Regions from separate parts of the Homo sapiens genome. Here region 2 is linked to region 1. The links are chromatin loops, found by intact Hi-C in ENCODE. Cell type or tissue: sigmoid colon. All regions are shown on one strand. Each heading gives the region's core, and the rest is flanking DNA. Links, peaks and the distances in the headings are about the cores only. Region 1 overlaps GALNTL6 (polypeptide N-acetylgalactosaminyltransferase like 6). Region 2 has its middle 30 kb from the start of MIR4276.

Region 1 (10,892 bases), core at 3,817-8,816:
CAATCTCATATATAAATGAGATAATTTTCTTGGACTATTAGAGGAAGATTCTTGTGTAGGGCTCTCTTCTCTGTTGTTACTGTGAAGTATTAAAAAAATGGCCTTTTTATAGGGGCACTTCTCTGTCTCTTAGGGCTCTGCCTGGTTCACAAAAACTTCCTGCTCTAACTCTGTGTTGTCTAGAGTTCTAAAGGTCTTTCCTTTCAAAGCAGTATTGTTACCTTTGAATGTGTTTGTCATTCTGTACTTTCTGAGATCTATCTCTGATACCTCCTTCTCTGGTTTGGAAGCTTTTGTCTTGCTGGCTTCCTCAGTGTTATATTTTAGATTGAATTCACAGCAGATTTCTTATTCTTTTTTTGTAGAGGGAGGAGGGGAGAGGATGAGTCTCTGTCTTTCCAGAAGGTAGTACTTTGGAGTGTTTCTCAGATATATGCAGGGTAACTCTGCGTTAGCATGGTTTACATTACTGGTTCCCTATGGTCTCTTTGCATTGGCCTCAGCTTGGAGCCTGTGAGAGGGTCTTTTAATTCCACTGGTAAGGTGCAGATTTGATTGCTTTCATTCCTGTTCTGGAAAGGCTCTTCTCCTATTGGGCGTGAATGCTTGTTGTTGATTTCTGAGTACTCTTCTTGGAGAAGTAGCAGTACTCCCCTTTTTCTTTTCTACCAATTCTTCATCTCTCCTGGCCCCACACTGGATCTGCTGCTGTCTGATGTTTTGGTGACACTAACCTATGTTCTGTAGTACTTGAGGGATTTCTTGTCATCAGTTTTATGTAAGATCATGTCCATGTTGTTTGTTTCTTTCTTTTGCTATCCTCAATGTTCTGTCTGGTCTTGATGATTAAACAAAAGCATGGCGTTGCCATGCTTTTAGCATCAGAAATGCTAATATATTCTAAGTAAAGAATATTGTAGAAAATGTAGCTTTTCTATTTCTGGCATCATTCCATCATTTTCAACAGGGAAGTACTTGAGTATTGAAATTCAAAACAAAACTACAGTAGTCCCCCGTTATTCTTGGAGGATATATTCCAAACCCCCAGGGATGCTTAAAACCACAGATAGTATCAAACCCTACAGATACAATGTTTTCTCTTATGCATACGTACCTATGTTAAAGTTTACTTTATAAATTAGGCACAGTAAGAGATTAATACCAACTATAATAATATACAACAATTATAGCACTACATTATAATGAAGTTATGTCAATGTGGTCTCTCTCTCTCTCTGTTCCAAAATAATATAATATCATGAAGTCCCCTAATATTATAGTTGGGACTTCATAATATAGTTGGGCAAAAGTGCAGAAAGTGAGACCATGGATAATGGAAGACTTCTGTATTTGCTACAAATTTGTATGCAATTCTGACAAAAAAAAAAGCATAGGCAAAGAGTTTGAATGTGTATGATTAGTTCTGGAAGACTTGAGTCTAAAACAAGCTTGAAAAAGCTGATTTGTCCTTCCTGTGCTAGAGATTGGTATAGAAAATTAAGCTCCTCCTGAGATTATCTTGTTATTTTAGTTTCTCTTTGGAATGGGCCTAAACAATAGGCCATCCTTTCCAGAAATTGATCAGGCATCATTTCGACTGGGCAATAAAATCTCAACACAAAGAGCCATGCAAGCTCTATAAAAAGGAAAAGGTCTAAGGGAAAATGTAAGTGAAGGCTGAGCAAAATACAACTAGGTTATCAATTACACAAACAGAGAACTTTGGAAATATAAGGTAAACGTTAATTCCTGCATCTCCTAAAGTCAATAGGAGGAAATGCAATCAAGTGGATCAAAGACACGGAGATAATTGTGAGAAAATGAAACACGGAGAAAGAATTTAGCCACGGAGGCCGATGGGGAGCACACCTCCCAAACCACGACAGAGGTAGCTATGTTTTGGGTTGCTTACAAAATCTAAGACTGACCGATGACCTTGAGGTTGCTAAAAAGGTCTCTCCTGTGAATGTAAGAGACAACTTACCTTTTAGCGGCACAGTCACCACACTTCTCAGAGCTTGGGGCAGTGCCCACGGTGGCCTGCTGCTAACACAGCGGCTCACTACATTTCAAGGACACTTAGAGGAATATTGGCTCTCATCTTTAACTGTTGCCTGCCTGCAGATGATTAAAATCAAATTTCAAGCCCAATAATGCATACTGGCATTAGTCTTAGAATTGACTCCCTGGGCTGGGCGCGGTGGCTCACGCCTGTAATCCCAGCACTTTGGGAGGCCGAGGCGGGTGGATCACCTGAGGGCAGTTCAAGATCAGTCTGGCCAACATGGAGAAACTCCGTCTCTACTAAAAATACCAAAATTAGCTGGGCGTGGTGGCGCATGCCTGTAATCCCAGCTACTTGGGAAGCTGAGGCAGGAGAGTCGCTTGAACTCGGGAGGCAGAGGTTGCAGTAAGCCGAGATCATGCGACTGCACTCCAGCCTGCGTGACAGAGCAAAACTCCATCTCAAAAAAAAAAAAAGATCGACTCCCTGTTTTAAAAAATTTCATCCCAGGACCCCAGGAACCTCCGTTGCTCCTTTTTAATTGGCTGCGCTATTCTTGTCCACCAGCTTGTGGATGGTTACTGGATGTTTAAGGCAAGTTGAGGGCAGTTGCCACTGTAGAGGCCACTCTTAGTTATCACAGAAGCCAGCAGGTCACTATGTCACCCCATTGGTAGGGTGGAGGTATTCCTATGTCCGAGACCGGAAAAATTATATTGAATTTTTGTACATATGCTAACTTTCTAAGGCTGTGGATTAGAAATTTTGCTATGATAGTTCAGTGAATTCTATTCAATTCTCTTAATTTTTCAGTCTAACATTCTCCCAACTGATTTATTTTGGCAAAGATTAATTTTATTCATTCTATTTAAATTCTATTAATTTAGTGTCATTCTTGGAATTAGAAAGGCACTAATTTTCACTGAAAATTAAATACTAAGATGAATTGATGAGTAGGCTAACATACACTTAAAATGTCATGGACTCCTGTCACACAAATCCAAAAAAGTATATATTTATGTGTGTTAACATATATCAAATACAAATACATATGTTTATAAAATAAACAGAAAGATAAGACAGAATGTTTTGTTTGCCAAATTTATATATGCCATACAGGAGAAGAAAAAAAATATTGGTTAACTCGGAAGCACCTCTAATTCTGTTATGACTTGAATTAAATTGCCACTGTTGGGGCACTAAGATGTCCAATTTGCTCGTCTGGGAATGTGGAATTAAAATTGTTTTTTTTTTTTTAATTTTTACTTTTAATTTTTATTTTATTTATTTTTTTGAGACAGAGTCTCACTCTGTCACCCAGGCTGGATGCAGTGGCGCAATCTCAGCTCACTGCAAGCTCTGCCTCCTGGGTTCACGCCATTCTCCCACCTCAGCCTCCCGAGTAGCTGGGACTACAGGCGCCTGCCACCACGCCCAGCTAATTTTTTGTATTTTTAGTAGAGACGGGGTTTCACCATTCACAGGGTGGTCTCAATCTCCTGACCTTGTGATCCTCCTGCCTCAGCCTCCCAAAGTGCTGGGATTACAGGCATGAGCCACTGCGCCTGGACAAATTGTGTTTATTATAGGACACTTTAGGTTTGTCTTCATAGCCCTGTCTCAATGTTGAAAACTCAGAAAGCACAGAAATATTTGAGAGGGTAATGCAGTTCTTTATGTGTTCTTACATTTTTCCCAACCTCGTTTTTGAGCCCCAGAGAGATGACTTAGCATAGTGTACCAGCACTGCCTCTGCCTGAGAAAATAAATGACAGATCAAGTCAAGTCTAATACAGTCTGAATGATAAATCATCTCTGAATGAGTGCTTAATTTAAAGATCTGGGTTGATGAGATATAGCACTTAAAGGGCAGAGGCAGTTTGCCGCGTAGTTGCCAGGGAAATAGCAGGACAATCTCACTTTGCAGCTTTCCTGGTTGTGAGACTAGATTGCAGGGGAATTCAGGAAAGTTGGCTTTGGCTCTCCCAAAAGAATGTGAGGGAGCCTCGCTCGTTGTGCAGAAAGCACCTGCTTTTTACTCCTGCATCACACATCAGCAGCACTCACACAGAATTTCTTTGAAAGAGACAACATCGCATCCTCAGATGGTCTTTGAGATAATGCATCTCCTAGTGTTGAACTTCCTTTCGTGTAAGCTGATAGGGAGAAACCTGAAAAGCCTTGTGCACTGCCAGAACATTAGAAGAAAGAAGCAAGCAGGTGAAAAGAAGTTAAGAACAGCAGCCTGCAGCAGAAGAGGAGAACTGGAATTATTTAGGGTGCCTGTCTTTGTGAATGTTCCACAATTCGGGGTGACATTAATCTTGAGGAAGGAATTCAAATAAACAGCCTAGGTAGTTCGGTATTGACATGAATTTTTAAAATAAAGATTTTTTAAAAAGTTTGCACAATCGCAAGGTGACAAATGGATGTACCCAGATTGGCACATTGAGGACAGTAAGCAGACACTTCTTAAAAGAATTTATGGCACTGGTTGGAAAAGACACGTTTGTCTATTTTACATCTTTTATTCCTTCTTACACATGATATTTAGAATTCTGCAGAACTCTTCTTTTTAGACTATAAAGGAGCACTCTAAATGACTTTAGCAAATTCATGAATTCTAAGGAGGAGAAGGCGAAAATAATAGGGAATTCAGTTTCTTTCATTTAGCATCTTGACACAAAAAGAGGCACTCCATATGTGAGTGGTTTAAGAATAGTTTTCCACTTTAAACCTGTTCTTACCCTATCCAACATAGCATGGGGGAAAGCACATTGCTTCTATTTGAACAGCACTGAGGGCTGTTCAATTTATTCCATGGTTCAGAATCCTATTTATTCTCTCTGGGACTCATCACCTCCCCACTCTACCCACTCTCCTTGCCTACCAGAGGATGGAATGACTTCTGGAGAGTACTGCTATATCAGATATGACTGTAATCTCTTCTGCCTTTTAAGTAGGAAGCTGGTAGGCAGAGTTTGGAAATTGCTGAACAGAGGCTTTTAACTTTTGGAGTTTCTCCTTCTTCCCCATAGGATGTCAGAACGGAATATTTTGTAACTTGTTTAACTATCAAATGGACCACAGACCCGACTGTTCATGAGAATCAGTTACCTGAGAGTCATTACTCAAACTGCCTTTCTGGCCGAGCTTTCCAAAGAAGTGGACTTTGTGTGGCCATGGAGGGAGTGACTGTCTAGTGTGCCCTGGGGTGGCTTCACACACACAGGTGTGTGGGCAAAGCTGTGAATGGCAGGTGGGACAACAGGGAGCCAGGATCCCCCATTCATTCATCTTTCATTCATTCAACAAATATTTATGAAGCACCTACTATATGCTAGACACTATGTCTTTCTGCGAAAGAGCAGTAGCAACACAACAAACCAACAAAATCCTTGTGTCACCGAGTTTACTTTCTAGTGGGAGAGATAGATGAGAAACATGATAAAAAAATAAATTACATGGCTTGTTATATAGTGATGGATGCTAGGGAGAAAAATAAAGGAGGAAAGGGAGTAGGGAGTGTTTAAGTATGCATGTGGATGTGTGTGGGTGTTGTTGCAATTTTAGATAGGATGACTAGGGAAGACCTTACTGAGAAGATGAATTTTTGAGTGAGGACCAGAAGGAAGTAAGGGCGGGAGCCATATGATTTCTGAGACTGGAGGATTCTAAGCTGCAGGAATAGTAAATGCAAAGGTGCTGAGGTCAGACTGACCTGGCCTGTGTGAAGACTGGTGACGAGGACAGTGGGCCCTGAGAGGAGGAAGCCAGGGGGTGAGGAGTCAGAGAGGAGGTTGGAGGGGACACAACAGGGGTCAGATTGTTTAGAATCTTATAGGTAAGGACTTTCATTTTTACCTAGAAATAGATGGCAGCCAGTGAAAGCTTGAATGGAGGAGTGGTGGCCTCGTCTCCAGTTTGTTTTAAGTGGACTGTGTTGAGAATAAACCGAAGCGCGGCAGGCAGAAGCAGGGAGATGAGCCAGGAGACAAGTGCAGTAATCCAGCTGAATTTGTCAGGGAAATGAGTGGCGGTTTATAGGCTGTTTATGGTCTGTAACATATCCTTTACAAGCTGAGTTCCAAGTACCAGAGCCAAAAATTGCCTAAGCACGTCATTGTTTACCCAGAATCAGGCTGGCGCAGACAAGCAGGTGGAAAACTGTTCCAAGTACAAGTGCATAAAATGGTGAGTTGCCCTGCTTCTTGGCCCAGATCTCCCATAAAGGAATCTTGTGTTTACATTGCTGGAGGTTTGTGGTTCCTTCCCATAAATGCTTAAAAAGAACCACCGAGTCTGCATTCTCCTTTTCACTTTCTTACTAAAATAATAATTGACTTATTACATTTATTTAGGAACTCCGCCCATTCTGACAATTAATTTAAAGTTTATAGGAAACTAAAAAGCTCTTTCAGATACTGGATTGGATCCTGGAACAGAAAAAGGACGTTAGCAAAAAAAACTAGTGAAATCTGAATAAAGTCTTGTTTAGTTAATAGTATTATACTAATGTTAATTACTTAGCTTGATTAAATATACCACAGTTAATGTGGTAAATGTCAGGCCTCTGAGCCAAAGCTAAGCCATCATATCCCCTGTGACCTGCACGTACACATCCAGATGGCCAGTTCCTGCCTTAACTGATGACATTCCACCACAAAAGAAGTGAAAATGGCCTGTTCCTGCCTTAACTGATGACATTACCTGGTGAAATTCATTTTCCTGGCTCATCCTGGCTCAAAAGCTCCCCCACTGAGCACCTTGTGACCCCCACCCTTGCCAGCCAGAGAACAACCCTCCCCTTTGACTGTAATTTTCCTTTACCTACCCAAATCCTATAAAATGGCACCACCCCATCTCCCTTTGCTGACTCTCTTTTCGGACTCAGCCCACCTGCACCCTGGTGAAATAAACAGCCTTGTTGCTCACACAAAGCTTGTTTGGTGGTCTCTTCACACAGACATGCGTGAAATTTGGTGCCATGACTCAGATCGGGGGACCTCCCTTGGGAGATCAATCCCCTGTCTTCCTGCTCTTTGTTCCATGAGAAAGATCCACCTACAACCTCTGGTCCTCAGACCAACCAGCCCAAGGAACATCTCACCAATTTAAAATCTGGTAAGCAGCCTCTCTTTATTCTCTTCTCCAGCCTCTCTCACTATCCCTCAACCTCTTTCTCCTTTCAATCTTGGCACCATCTTTCAATCTCTCCCTTCTCTTAATTTCAATTTCTTTCCTTTTCTGATAGAGACAAAGGAGACACGTTTTACCCGTGAACCCAAAACTCTGGTGCCGGTCACGGACTTGGGAAGACAGTCTTCCCTTAGTGTGTAATCACGTGGGGATGCCTGCCTGATTATTCACCCACATTTCAGAGGCGTCTGACCACGTGGGGACGCCTGCCTTGGTCCTTCACCCTTAGCAGCAAGTACCGCTTTTCTGGGGGGGCAAGAACCCCCAACCCCTTATCTCCATGTCTCTACACCTTCTCTGCTTTTCTGGGAGGCAAGAACCCCCCGACCCCTTCTCTCTCTCTACCCCTTCTCCACTTTCCTGGGGGGGCAAGCACCCCCCACCCCTTCTCTCTGTGTCTCTACCCCTTCTCCGCTTTTCTGGTGGGCAAGAACCCCCCAACCCCTTCTCCCCGTGTCTCTACCCCTTCTCCACTTTCCTGGAGGGCAAGCACCCCCCACCCCTTCTCTCTGTGTCTCTACCCCTTCTCCGCTTTTCTGGTGGGCAAGAACCCCCCAACCCCTTCTCCCCATGTCTCTACCCCTTCTCCACTTTCCTGGAGGGCAAGCACCCCACACCCCTTCTCTCTGTGTCTCTACCCCTTCTCCGCTTTTCTGGTGGGCAAGAACCCCCCAACCCCTTCTCCCCGTGTCTCTACCCCTTCTCCACTTTCCTGGAGGGCAAGCACCCCCACCCTTTCTCTCCAAGTCTCTACTCTCTCTTTTCTCTGGGCTTGCCTCCTTCACTATGGGCAGCCTTCCACCCTCCATTCCTCCTTCTTCCTTAGCCTGTGTTCTCAAGAACGTAAAACCTCTTCAACTCATACCTGACCTAAAACCTAAATGCCTTATTTTCTTCTACAATGCCACTTGACCCCAATACAAACTCGACAGTCATTCCAAATAGCCAGAAAATGGCACTTTTGATTTTTCCATCCTACAAGATCTAGATAATTCTTGTCGTAAAATGGGCAAATGGTCTGAGGTGCCTGGTGTCCAGGCATTCTTTTACACATTGTTCCCTCCCTAGTCTCTGTTCCCAATGCGACTTATCCCAAATCTTCCTTCTTTCCCTCCTGCCTGTCCCCTCAATCCCAACCCCAAGCGTCGCTGAGTCTTTCTAATCTTCCTTTTCTACAGACCCATCTGACCTCTCCCCTCCTCCCCAGGCTGCTCCTCGCCAGGCTGAGCCAGGTCCCAATTCTTCCTTAGCCTCTGCTCCCCAACCCTATAATCCTTTTATCACCTCCCCTCCTCACACCCGGTCTGGCTTACAGTTTCGTTCCGTGACTAGCCCTCCCCAACCTGCCCAGCAATTTCCTCTTAAACAGGTGGCTGGAGCTAAAGGCATAGTCAAGGTTAATGCTCCTTTTTCTTTATCTGACCCCTCCCAAAATCAGTTAGCGTTTAGGCTCTTTTTCGTCGAATATAAAAACCCAGCCCAGTTTTTGGCTTGTTTGGCAGCAACCCTGAGACGCTTTACAGCCCTAGACCCTGAAAGGTCAGAAGGCCGTCTTATTCTTAATATGCATTTTATTTTATTACCTAATCTGCTCCTGACATTAAATAAAACTCCAAAAATTAAATTCTGGCCCTCAAACCCCACAACAGGACTTAATTAACCTCACCTTTAAGGTGTACAATAATAGAGTAGAGGCAGCCAAGTAGCAATGTATTTCTGAGTTGCAATTCCTTCCCTCCACTGTGAGACAAACCCCAGCCACATCTCCAGCACACAAGAACTTCCAAACGCCTAAACCGCAGCAGGCAGGCATTCCTCCAGGCCCACCTCCTCCAGGAGCTTGCTACAAGTGCTGGATATCTGGCCACTGGGCCAAGGAATGCCCGCAGCCCAGGATTCCTCCTAAGCCATGTCCCATCTGTGCAGGACCCCACTGAAAATCGGACTGTTCAACTCACCTGGCAGCCACTCCCAGAGCCCCTGGAACTCTGGCCCAAGGCTCTCTGACTGACTCCTTCCCAGATCTTCTCAGCTTAGCGGCTGAAGACTGACGCTGCCTGATTGCCTCAGAAGCCCCCTAGACCATCAAGGATGCCGATCTTCAGGTAACTCTCACAGTGGAGGGTAAGTCTATCCCCTTCTTAATCAACATGGAGTCTACTCACTCCACATTAGCTTCTTTTCAAGGGCCTGTTTCCCTTGCCTCCATAACTGTTGTAGGTATTGACGGCCAGGCTTCTAAACCTCTTAAAACTCCCCAACTCTGGTGCCAACTTAGACAATGCTCTTTTAAGCACTCATTTTAGTTATCCCCACCTGCCCAGCTCCCTTATTAGGTCCAGACATTTTAATTAAGTTATCTGCTTCCCTGACTATTCCTGGGCTATAGCCACACCTCATTGCCACCTTTTCCCCCAGTTCAAAGCCTCCTTCACATCCTCTCCTTGTATCTCCCCACCTTAAACCACAAGTATAGGACACCTCTACTCCCTCCTCAGTGACCGATCATGCACCCCTTACCATCTCATTAAAACCTAATCACCCTTACCCCACTCAATGCCAATATCCCATCCCGCAGCGCACTTTAAAAGGATTAAAGCCTGTTATCACTCGCCTGCTACAGCATGGCCTTTTAAAGCCTATAAACTCTCCATACAATTCCCCGATTTTACCTGTCCAAAAACCAGACAAGCCTTACAGGTTAGTTCAGGATCTGTGCCTTATCAACCAAATTGTTTTGCCTATCCACCCCATGGTGCCAACCCCATATGCTCTCCTATCCTAAATACCTCCCTCCACAAACCCATTATTCTATTCTGGATCTCAAACATGCTTTCTTTACTATTGCTTTGTACCCTTCACCCCAGCCTCTCTTCGCTTTCACTTAGACTGACCCTGACATCCATCAGGCTCAGCAAATTACCTGGGCTGTACTGCCTCAAGGCTTCACAGACAGCCCCCATTACTTCAGTCAAGCCCAAATTTCTTCCTCATCTGTTACCTATCTCGACATAATTCTCATAAAAACACACGTGCGCTCCCTGCCGATCATGTCTGACTGATCTCTCAAACCCCAACACCTTCTACAAAACAACAACTCCTTTCCTTCTTAGGCATGGTTGGATACTTTCGACTTTAGATACCTGGTTTTGCCATCCTAACAAAACCATTATATAAACTCACAAAAGGAAACCTAGCTGACCCCACAGATCCTAAATCCTTTCCCCACTCCTCTTTCTGTTCCTTGAAGACAGCTTTAGAGACTACCCCCACCCTAGCTCTCCCTGACTCATCCCAACCCTTTCCATTACCCACAGCCAAAGTGCAGGGCTGTGCAGTCGGAATTCTTACACAAGGACCAGGACCGCACCCTGTAGGCTTTTTATCCAAACAACTTGACCTTACTGTTTTGCCTAGCCCTCAAGTCTGCGTGCAGCGGCTGATGCTGCCCTAATACTTTTAGAGGCCCTTAGAATCACAAACTATGCTCAACTCATTCTCTACAGTTCTCATAACTTCCAAAATCTATTTTCTTCCTCACACCTGACACATACACTTTCTGCTCCCTGGCTCCTTCAGCTGTACTCACTCTTTGTTGAGTCTCCCACAGTTACCATTGTTTCTGGCCCGGACTTCAATCCGGCCTCCTACATTATTCCTGATACCACACCTGACCCCCATGACTGTA
Region 2 (10,892 bases), core at 3,763-8,762, 1.5 Mb before region 1:
CACACACAATGGAGTATTATTCAGTCATTAAAAAAGGAAATCCTGCCTTTTGCAACAATATGGATGAACTTGAAGGACATTATGCTTAGTGGAATTAGCTAGGAACAGAAAGACAAATACTGCAAATACTGAATGATCTCACTTGTATGTGGAATCTTCAAAAGTTGAATTCACAGAAGCAGAGAGTAGAATGGGTGGTTGCCGGAGGCTGGAGTGTGGGGAAAATGTGGACATGTTAGTCAAAACGACAAACTTTCAGTTATAAGATGAACAAGTTCTGGGGATCTAACATACAGCATGGTGACTATAGTTAATTACTGTACTTTATTGTATATTTGAGATTTGATAAGAGAGCATATTTTAAGTGAACCTCACCACACATTCACACACACACACAAAAGGTAGCTATGGGTGATGATGGATGTGTTTATTAATTTGATTGCAGTAATCATTACAAAATGTGTAGGTGTATCAAATCATCACACTATGTACTTTGAATATATACAATTTTTGTTTGCCAATTAAATATTTTAAAGTTAAGAAAAAAATACGAAGTGGAAAAAACTATGAGTTAATTAGGACCAAGCACTCTTTCAATGTTGCATATATTTAGTAGCTCATTCAACTGCTTTTTATAAGTGTTTGATGCCAACTTTGAAAGCCCTGGTTAAAAAATAGCCCAAAAAGCAACTCATTTCAGGGTTGCTTAGTCTAATATTTTCTCTGTACTAATCAGCTGCTCTATTATATAAAATACTCAATCTTAGTCATTCTTTTGAGATAAAGCTTAGCAAGATGTTAATATTTAAAATTATATTCTTAGATGGGCAAGGTAGAAGTTATTTGTTATTAAACAACTCAGCAGATATTAGTTTATCAGATTAGCTTCAACAGAGATAAGAACCTTAAGGAAATGGAATATATGTATTATTAGGTCAAGGAAAGTCCTGAAAGAAAGAGTTTTCTAGTGTGTGACGACCTGTAGAGGAAGCAGGTCTGAGTGGGGAACAGATGATAAGGACAGGTAAAGATGAGGAAAGAGTAGTAGAGTGACAAAAATTATCCCCAAACTAACCGCACTTACTTCCCCCCATGCCAGTACTGTGTAGAGAGTGTTTATGAATTCTGTCTTAAAGCTTGGACTGCGTATTTATATGACTATGAACCCTGACACCAACACTTGGCAAAGTAATCAGAACATGTCCTAGCACAAGAAGAGCTTTTAGGCCAGAAGCTTGCTACAAACAACCCGAATGGATGCCATATTTTAAACCTTACAGCTTGCCTCCCTACTCTCTTTCCCTACAGCCTCACTCCACCGTATCCTGCGAGTCAGTGATTTTCTTGGCGATTAGTCCGTACAAGATATTTGCATGATACTTATGCTGCACTTTCCATCCAAACTGGAAACAAACCAGCTTCGTAAAAAATGTCTACTTGTCTCACTGGAAACAAACAAAAAAAAAGCAATGATTAAGTACTAGAATTGCATCCAGACATAACCAAAGCTGGTTTAGCTCTTATTTAATACACTTGGCTTCTCCTAAAGCAATAGGGCCATTCTTTTCCCTTCCATTCTGCTATCTGTCTACTACATCTTTGGCTGCCTTTTTTCTGATATGTCAAATAAAAGATTACTTGATTTAGGGGAGGTTTCCAAATATTTATGGAGTAGCTTGAAAGAAAATCTTTGTAAAATCACTTTGGGAAAGATGTTTTCCTCCTACAGAATAAAAGCCTTAAATGTTTTCATTTCTTTCTGTCTGAGACAGAAAGAGAGAAAGGTATTAAATGAAGGTGTATAACTACCACTTGTTATTGATCTAGTATTTTATTTTGAGAAAATGCTTTTGTGTGTAAAGTTATAATATTAAGAAAATGTAATGCTTTGCATAGTTTTTAGAAATGAAAAATCCTGTTTTATATGTCTATGATTTGATTTCAGGGGGAAAAAAAAAGCACCATTCAAGCCTCATTTCAAGTACAGTACCAATTTACCAGTAGATTAATGTCAAATCCTTCTATGTTTGAAATTCTGACCTTTTACTTTTATTTTATTTAATCAGAATATATTTTAAATTATACTGTTTAGGCTTCTAGGTTTCAGATTAGCTCAGTCACCAGAAGCCTGTTCTTCTCCACTGGGGTTCTGGCAAAATGGACTAAATCTGGTGGAATATCAAAGTTTATTGAGCCACCGGAACTACAGAGTCAATTTTCCTCATCACTCTCCACTCCACATCCGCACTCCCACCATAAAAACTAGTCATACAATCCAGAAAAGAAACTTAGAGTTACTAAATCAAATAGAGTGTAGCAAAAAATCCCAGTCTCAGAAGAAAGATCAATTTACATTTGTTTATTGATCTCTAACAAAACATTTGTAAGTATGATGCCAAAAATTAAAATTCAGAAAGTCAGCTTAAACACACAAGTCATCATTCTTATAATGGTCCCGTGGCCAGTTGATAATTATGCTTCCTTCTTATAGCCAAAGGATCTGAATCCAATTTCTGCAAAGTGTGTGAAGTACTTACCAGAAAGAACTTTTAAAAATGGCATGAGGCAAACTCCGGATCTTATTTTTTATTTCTCTCTGAAAATCTCTACTTCAAAGACAGAAGCTTTGATTGCCCAAGTGACAGCTTTAGAATATTATATTTGCTAAAATCTTAAAGGAGCAAATTCTTCAGTATGACTTCTAACCTTCAGTATACTGGTATAGTTCCAAGACGGGGGAAAAAAACAACTACAAAACCCTGAGACTGTATATTGAAAAAATACTGAGTGCATGTAAAAGATCTACCATGTTTTATTATTCATAGCTTTCTAGCTCCCAAACATTGGTAGACAACTTCTAAATGTAAAATAAAAAAAGTATAAATAGTATGTGCAGCTCAAGTGCAAGCTTCTGATTTTGAATATAAAATGTAAGAGGAATGAAATATATACTTTGGCCAGGTGCGCTGGCTCATGCCTGTAATCCCGACACTTTGGAGGCCAAGGCAGGAAGATAGTTTGAGCCTACGGGTTCAAGGCCAACCTAGGCAACATAGTGAGACTGCACTTCTACAAAAATTTTTTTAAATTGGCCAGGCATGATGGTGCATGCCTGTACTTCCAGACACTTGGGAGGCTGAGGAATGATGATCGCTTGAGCCTGGGAGTTCAAGGCTGCAGTGAGCCATGATTGTGCCACTGCACTACAGCCTGGGTAACAGATTGAAACCCTGTCTCAAAAAAAAATATATACGAAAAAAAATAAAAAATAAAAAATAAATATATATATACACATATATATACACACATACATAATATATATATATAAAACAAATATTGGGTAATCTATTAACAAGGTAAGCTCTCTATATATAGCTAACAATGTAAGCTATATATATTGCTTACATTGTTAATAAATTATATAGCTTATATTGTTTATATATTATTATATATACTAATGTATATAAAATATATATACTTTATATATATTATATATACTAATGTATATAAAATATATATACTTTATATATATTATATATACTAATGTATATAAAATATATATACTTTATATATATTATATATATATATCTTATATTGTTAATAGATTACCCAATATTCCCATGACATACTGAAACTACTTGACTCACTAGTAGATCTAAGACTAGGATCTAAGCCTCCCCTCCCACAGAATACATCTAAACTTCATTCTACTAGGTTAGATATTGGCCAGTTCATAAGGTACCCACCTCAGGGACAAAGTGCAAAGGCCTCTAAGTAATAGCAGAAAGTCACACCAGTAAAGGTAACTTTCCCTCTGGGTGTGAGTTCTGTTCCTTTATGATTAAGCTAATTTTGATTTTTAAAATTAGCTCCTTGCTTGGCTCTATGTAATTATTAATGCAAGAAAACTGTCTGAGCTGCTGCCTTTGGGTCTACCTTTAGATCTGGTCACTTACCTACATGGCCTCTGAGCTTGCCAAGTCTTTGTATGTTTCTCCCTATAAAGATAAGAAGGAAGTCTTTATCAAAACCTTGGGAAAGGCCGGGCGCGGTGGCTTATGCCTATAATCCCAGCACTTTGGGAGGCCGAGGTGGGCGGATCACAGGGTCAGGAGTTCAAGACCAGCCTGGCCAATATGGTGGTGAAACCCCACCTCTACTAAAAAGATACAAAAATTAGCCTGGCATGGTGGCGGGTGCCTGTAGTCCCAGCTACTCAAGAGGATGAGGCAGGAGGATTGCTTAAACCCGGGAGGAGGAGGTTGCAGTGAGCCAAGATCGTGCCACTGCACCGCAGCCTGGACAACAGAGAGGGACTCTGTCCAAAAAAAACAAAAACAAAAACAAACAAACAAACAAAAAAACCTTGGGGAGACCTTATCAAAATCTTGATCAGGAAGCTAGATCTATTGGCAATGAATAGTTGGGTTTCTGTTTAAGTAATTAATTTCCTCAATTTTTTTTAACATGGAAATTTCACTGGACTGAATCAGGATTTCCCCAATTCTAGTCAAGAAACAGATGGATTCATGAGACCCAAGAGTCTAACTCAGGTCTGAGCAGAACAAGAATTAATTATATAGAACTGAATGAATTGATGAGGGATAGTTGCAGGGTTTTGTTTGGAACACTATTGATGTTTTAACGTTCTATTTTTCCAGATAAATGAAGAGCACCTTTCTCTGAAGCAATCTATCACTCACAACAATTTAGTGGATTATATCTTAATAAACCAAAATGTACATTTACAAATAATGTATTTTTCTTCCTGACTGATTCCTCCAGAATTTGGAAACTCTGATTGAGTATCTTAATTTCATGGCAATGTAAGTATTTGTATAAGTCTGATTAAAAACAAAGAAAATTGGGATATTAAAACTAATAGTAACTATTATAGGATTACTGTGAGTTTTAAAAAGAAAAAATATATAATGCATTTAGAACAATCTCTGAGTTTAGTAAGTACTCAATAAAGTTTATTTTATTCTTATTTTTATTTGTATTGTTTTATTTTTATCAGTTCTCTGTTAGCAATTATCCCAACAGATCCAATGCTGTACTCAAAACACCAACCAGGCATGAACACCTGTCAGGTCCCAGCCCAGCCTGCCCAAGCCTTTGCTCCCCACTCTGCCCTATCCCTTCCAAAAATGGATCAAGAAATTCTACTTTGATGGTGCTAGCAACTTTAGCCAAAGCTGAAATTATTTGAATATCCTGGCTATTCCTTGTGTAAATATATATAGACTGTTATGAAAATGATTCATGAACTTTTCAATTCCATTGTCAGAATATTTCCTCATGTTTAAAGATTATGTGACTAGAATGTTCAATGATAATATAATAAATGTGTATGAATTGCTGCATACAAAAGATTATTATTTTTTTCTTTTCAACTTTTACTTTAGAATTGGGGGTATGCATGGAGGTTTGTTACAAAGCTATATTTCATGATGCTGAGGTTTGAAATATAAATCAATCTGTCATGGAGGTAGTGAGCATAGTACCCAATAGGTAGCTTTTTCAACTTTTACCCCTCTTTTTCTCTTGTATTCTCCAGTGTCTGGTGTTCCCAACAAAAGACTATTATTCAAAGGAAAGAAGCATTTTTTTCATAGGGTTAATGGAATTTCTTTCAATATTCTAGATTTAAATATGGTTTCCCATATAGTGTTTAGTATATGATACTATACTTTTAAAGTCTCCATCCAAAATTCCCATCTTTAATATTTTTTCATTCCATTTTTTTCTCAAAAAACTAGTTTGTTATTGTTAAATTGTTGATATAGCCAAGATAATGCTGCAAAATCCTCAACTATTCTTTCAGTCTTTCTTGTTTAAAGGTGGATATTGTAAAACAAAAGAGCAAGTCTATGAACTACATGTATATACTTCTGTTAAGAGATAAAATCCAAAAGGCTCTAAAAATACTGTACTGAACTTTCCATCAGAAGGGAAAGTTTTAATTATTAGAGGTTAACAAGTTTTGTGTAAGCATTAATCAAGTTCGCTCCAAACTGTATGTGTCTGGATGTTGCTGAATATCTGCCCTTGGGCAAGCCTTCATAGTCTTAACTTGCTTATTCATACTGTTTCTTTTTTCTTTTGGTTTTAACTCATAACATGTTCTTCTTAATGTATTACATAGTGAAGAATTTAGGACACTAGCTGTTTGCAAATACACTGGAGCTGAGATTACTTCAGGGGCTAGAGCTATGTATAAACTCAGACTGAGGTAAATCATGTAAACATTTCAGTCTTTGTTTAAAAGAAGTCATTTTTTATTATATGCTTTTTTTTTTTTTTTTTTCTGGGCAGGATGCCTCTACCTGCCCTGTTTTCTTCTCTTTTATCAGTCTTTTTATTTACATAGCAGTTTCCTTCAACTTGTAACTTACAAATTAACTTGACATAAAGCTGTTTCTTTCTCGATGAGAAAAAGAAAATATGCCATGTATTCTACTTTTTTTATTAAACCATCTGGACCTCTGGAAGCAGAGCCCAAACCTAACAGCCTCTCACGATATAAAATAAATATGCATTATTCTATGGAGGAAACTAAAACAGGGCTGTCCTTTCTTCATCTCTCCACTAATGGAAAGAAGTTTAATTTATGGGGATTTCTGCGAAGGGGAGTCTGTACCACAGGAGGAGGTATAATAGCAATTACCAAAAAAAAAAAAAAAAAAATACAAAATGCCAGAGTTTCAGTACCAAGTAATTAAACACCTCCCAGACCTTTAAAAGTTTGCTCAAGGTCCATTTGATTTTTAACAGAGGCTTTAAATATATAGGAAGGAGAGGATAAATTTCCAAATCAAAATGTTCTTAATGGATGGCAACTGGAGAAAAACAATGGCAGGTTGTTTTCTCAGTCATTCTGTTAAGTTTGCATCATAAGACTTAATAAACAAAGAGTGTTTACAGCATACAGTGGCTGTGAGAACACAGGTGGAGTGTTAAGCATGTAAATGGCACTAGTATACATAACTAAGGTGTTCCATTTCCGAATGTGACCTCTCAAAATGACAGGGTTTTACCCTGGCATAGTGCCTCTGAACAATTAAAAGCAATAGATAGCCACTGTGAAGGTAATAGGATTTAATCTGTGTGTTCAGTCAGCTGCTATTACACAACTGGGAAAAAAACTGCATTCCTAGGTAATCTGAGTCTTAAAGAGACATAATGCACGTTGATCATTTAGTCCACTACATCCATGGACCTATTATCAAAGTTTCACAGAATCAGAAATAGGAGCTGAAATAGCAAGTGCTTTTCTGTCTTTACTCTAACATAGAATTATTCTCTATGAAATAACCACATACAATACCCCAAACACAACATTTTTTACATAAAGCTAATGCCCCCAGCTCACCACGGATATTTTCATAAACACAAAAGAACAGTTTTACTTTATACAAAGCAATAGATGTCTAATACATTCATATCCACAATTGCATCATGCATAGACAAAAATGCCATTAAATTATATTTATTTGGGCAATTTTATGATTTTCAGATTTGGACCAGAATTTTTATGCTAGTCTGTCACCTGTCGCCTGTCATACAGAATGTTAGTGCACACCAAAACCATCCTTGAAGATGCTATCTTCCCTTTATTAATCTCAGGGAACTGATAGTCTATCTTTCAATACCTTTCACCTCCATAGAGAGATGGGTTTCTGAATGTGCCTGTTGAATATACTCTTTCACCTCCAAGGGCCTCCAGGCTAAAGTACTGCTACAAAAGCAAAACTCAGGTTCAAGAGTGCCTATACCATACACAAGTTAAGTTTTTTTCTCACTGGTATTTACAAAACCTCCTGATTGTCTATAGCTTTTCTTGATAGCTGGGGCCATGCCTGAATGGCAGGCTAAGTCTTGTACATCTCTAAGATTTTGGATCCCCTTAGGCCAGATTTCTGGAATTGGAAGCGATTTGGAGAGAGCAATTTCAAATCTTTGCTCCAAGAAAGTAGTAACATAATTTCCCACTAAAACTATGGCGATTTGTATCTTTAAAGAACAAAAGCCAACGGACTGTCATCAGGCTCAAAGAAAATATTGGCATTTTTCAAAAAAAGCTAGTACTTTTTCAGCCCAACTCTTTTCTTTGGCAAAATCTTGTGGATCATATTTGGAACTTCTGTAGACATTTCAAACTCACAGATCCATGTGTTTTAAATGAAGATTGCCTGCATAGGCTATGGAACAAGATTTACCTTTATCACTGGATCACTACACCACAAAATGAACATTATTTGAAGCCACACCTTTTTTGTGAGGTTGACAAAACAAGGCAGCCAGATTTGAAAGGTTATGAATTCTGCAATGGAACTTGATTCATGGCATCTAATAAAGATATTTGAATGCTCCTGCCAAGTTCAGCAACAAGACTTGCCAGAACATAGAATCTCAAGTAAGCCTACCCTTAATCTTCTGTGAGAAAAGAAAACAGGCCCAACAGCAGCAGCGGCTGGATTTGAGAATTCATCCCTGCATTTTTTTCTCTTAATAAAGGTCAGCTATACCACTGAGAAACAACGTATCAGTAACACCTGATACTGTTCAGAACATTCAGCAAGAAGAGAGGCCTTCTGGTCATTTAGGAATGTATCTACATTGTATGAATTACCTCCTTTTTATAGTTGTTTATCACTAAATACAGACAGCCTTCGGATTATTCCAGTTAATTGGGAGTGAGAAGGATAGACGAGAGAGGACAAGATCAAAGAGATAGGCAATAAAAAGCTCAACTGTAGTTGGCTTTCAATTTTGTTTTTATTCTTGCACTGGAATATGGGTGTGCCTGGCATTCTGAGAATTTGCATTTCAGACAAAGTAATAAAAGTAGGCCATAGAGACCTGAATCTGAGAAACTGAAAAGTCCTTGGAGCTCTCTGTCTGCTCAACTTCTCCTGATCAACACATTCCCTGCTGGAAATGGACATTTCCATTTCTCCAAGTATTGTCTGACCTAAGTGGAGTGGAATGTTTCTTGTTTATCAACAAGAACATGAGAGCAAAATATTCTACAGAACGGATGATGTAAAATGATGATTGATTTATTGTTTCCAGAGAAAATCTGTGGAATAGAATCAATGTCCTTCTCGGGAAATTGAAACTTGTCACACATTTCAGAGATATTTAGCCTAATATATTTGATAAATGCATACATTTTTCAAAATGAGATTGCTTCTGGAGATTTTGCTACCTCTCACTTCCCCACATACCCACACCCACAAACTTCCCACATCCCTAAGAAACCGACATGATCCAGTTAGTGGTCCAGAGGGATGGAAGCCCAGGAAACGGCAGAAATAGACCCACCCCTGAGCAATGGAATAGTGAGAGACAGCTCAAGAACATCTTTCACCTGGAAGAGTGACCCCTCCCCAGTGCTGGGTCAGTGATATTGCTACAAGGTGAAGAAGATTTTAAAATTTATTTAACCTACACATTCTACCATTTTGAAAGATGTAAACATTTATATATTTGGCAGGTGGGATAAACTAAATGTTCACTCATGGAGATATTGCCATTAATGTGGCTGCTAGAAAAAGTTTTAGTACATGACTTTGAAGTTTTACAATCATTTTCCTAATGCCAAGTCCTTTAAATTACTGTGATGAGCTGAACAGAGTGCACAGATGACTTAAGTCTGGAAAGTTGTTCACCAGAAAACATTTCATTTCAGTTAGAGTTGTCTCAGTAGGACAGATACCTCTAAACAATACTAATTCAAGGCCTTGGCTAACATATTGGTTATGGAGAGCAGTGCTTTATCACCAAGTTTTGGATGCATTTGCGTAATATCTAGAGGATTGAATTATATACATGGCAAATCAAAGTGACAAATATTAGTTACACAACTTAAATTCTAAAAAATATCTAATGATGAGACATTTTAAATTAAAATCAGAAATTCATCCCTTTTTAAACATGAGTTGAAAAATTAACAACATTTTTAACCAATCTATGCAAAAGCAAGGAATGTAAACTTTTGTTAAATTAGTAAACGCTACTGATTTTATAATTGATGCTTTAAACTTACGTCTTTTTTTTTTTTTCTTAGACAGAGTCTCACTCCATCTGCCAGGCTGCAGTACAGTAGTGTGCTCTAGGCTCACTGCAACCTCCACCTTCCAGGTTCAAGTGATTCTCCTGCCTCAGAATCCCAAGTAGCTAGGACTACAAGCAAGCACCACCATGCCCAGCTAATGTTTGTATTTTTATAGAAATGGGGTTTCACCATGTTGCCCAGACTGGTCTTGAACTCCTGGCCTCAGGTGATCTACCCAAAGTGCTGGGATTACAGGCTTGAGCCACCGCACCCAGCCTCAACTTCCATCTAGATTGCAAAAAAGGATAATTTAGATCAGCTAGGCACTCACAAGATGATCAGTGAAACCCAGTTTAACTCAAATTGGCATTTTAACTCAATATGAACAAATTTTGTACTGAAGAAACACATTTTTACAAGCCAACAGAAATAGGGAAGTATAACTGCAAATACATAAGCTGACAGTAGGTAGGGAATAAGCCAAAAAAAATCTTCATGCTCTTTGGCATAGTTGGCGTAAATGTTGCCTGAAAGTATGAATCATAAGTACAAAGTCAATGCAGATGGGACAGCCCATATACAAAAGACCAGTATTTATCCTATAATATTCTCAGGACTAACTGTGACAGGTATTAGAAAAACATGCAACATAACAAAAAAAGTGAGAAAATGGTCATCCTTTTTCAAAGGATTCAATCTTGGTCATCCAAAAGTTGCTCTAGAGACTAGAGAATGTACATCATTTATTTATTCAAAAGACACCAACTAGATTACCTTCAGCATGATGACATTAGAATAGCTATACTTCAACTACAGATGTGTACATTAA

The links. Hi-C counts contacts between places; a loop is a spot of excess contacts. Peaks named below come from ENCODE experiments on the same cell type or tissue, not always from the same donor. Only the 100,000 strongest peaks of a DNase experiment are listed, where the experiment ranks them.
Region 2: it touches region 1 in a loop (9-fold over the local background); 1 of 110 quality-filtered maps calls a loop at or near these places.

Annotation. Positions count from the first base shown.
Region 1 is chr4:172,957,989-172,968,880 of GRCh38, reverse strand. The region is part of intron 10 of GALNTL6 (polypeptide N-acetylgalactosaminyltransferase like 6); the gene reads right to left. Among named protein-coding and RNA genes, the nearest start is that of GALNT7, 210 kb to the left of the region's middle. In sigmoid colon, for the core only: no CTCF peak of the experiment used is centred there; a DNase peak (open chromatin) is centred at 6,050.
Region 2 is chr4:174,448,149-174,459,040 of GRCh38, reverse strand. No RefSeq gene overlaps it. Among named protein-coding and RNA genes, the nearest start is that of MIR4276, 30 kb to the right of the region's middle. In sigmoid colon, for the core only: no CTCF peak of the experiment used is centred there; no DNase peak of the experiment used is centred there; H3K27ac peaks cover 185 bases.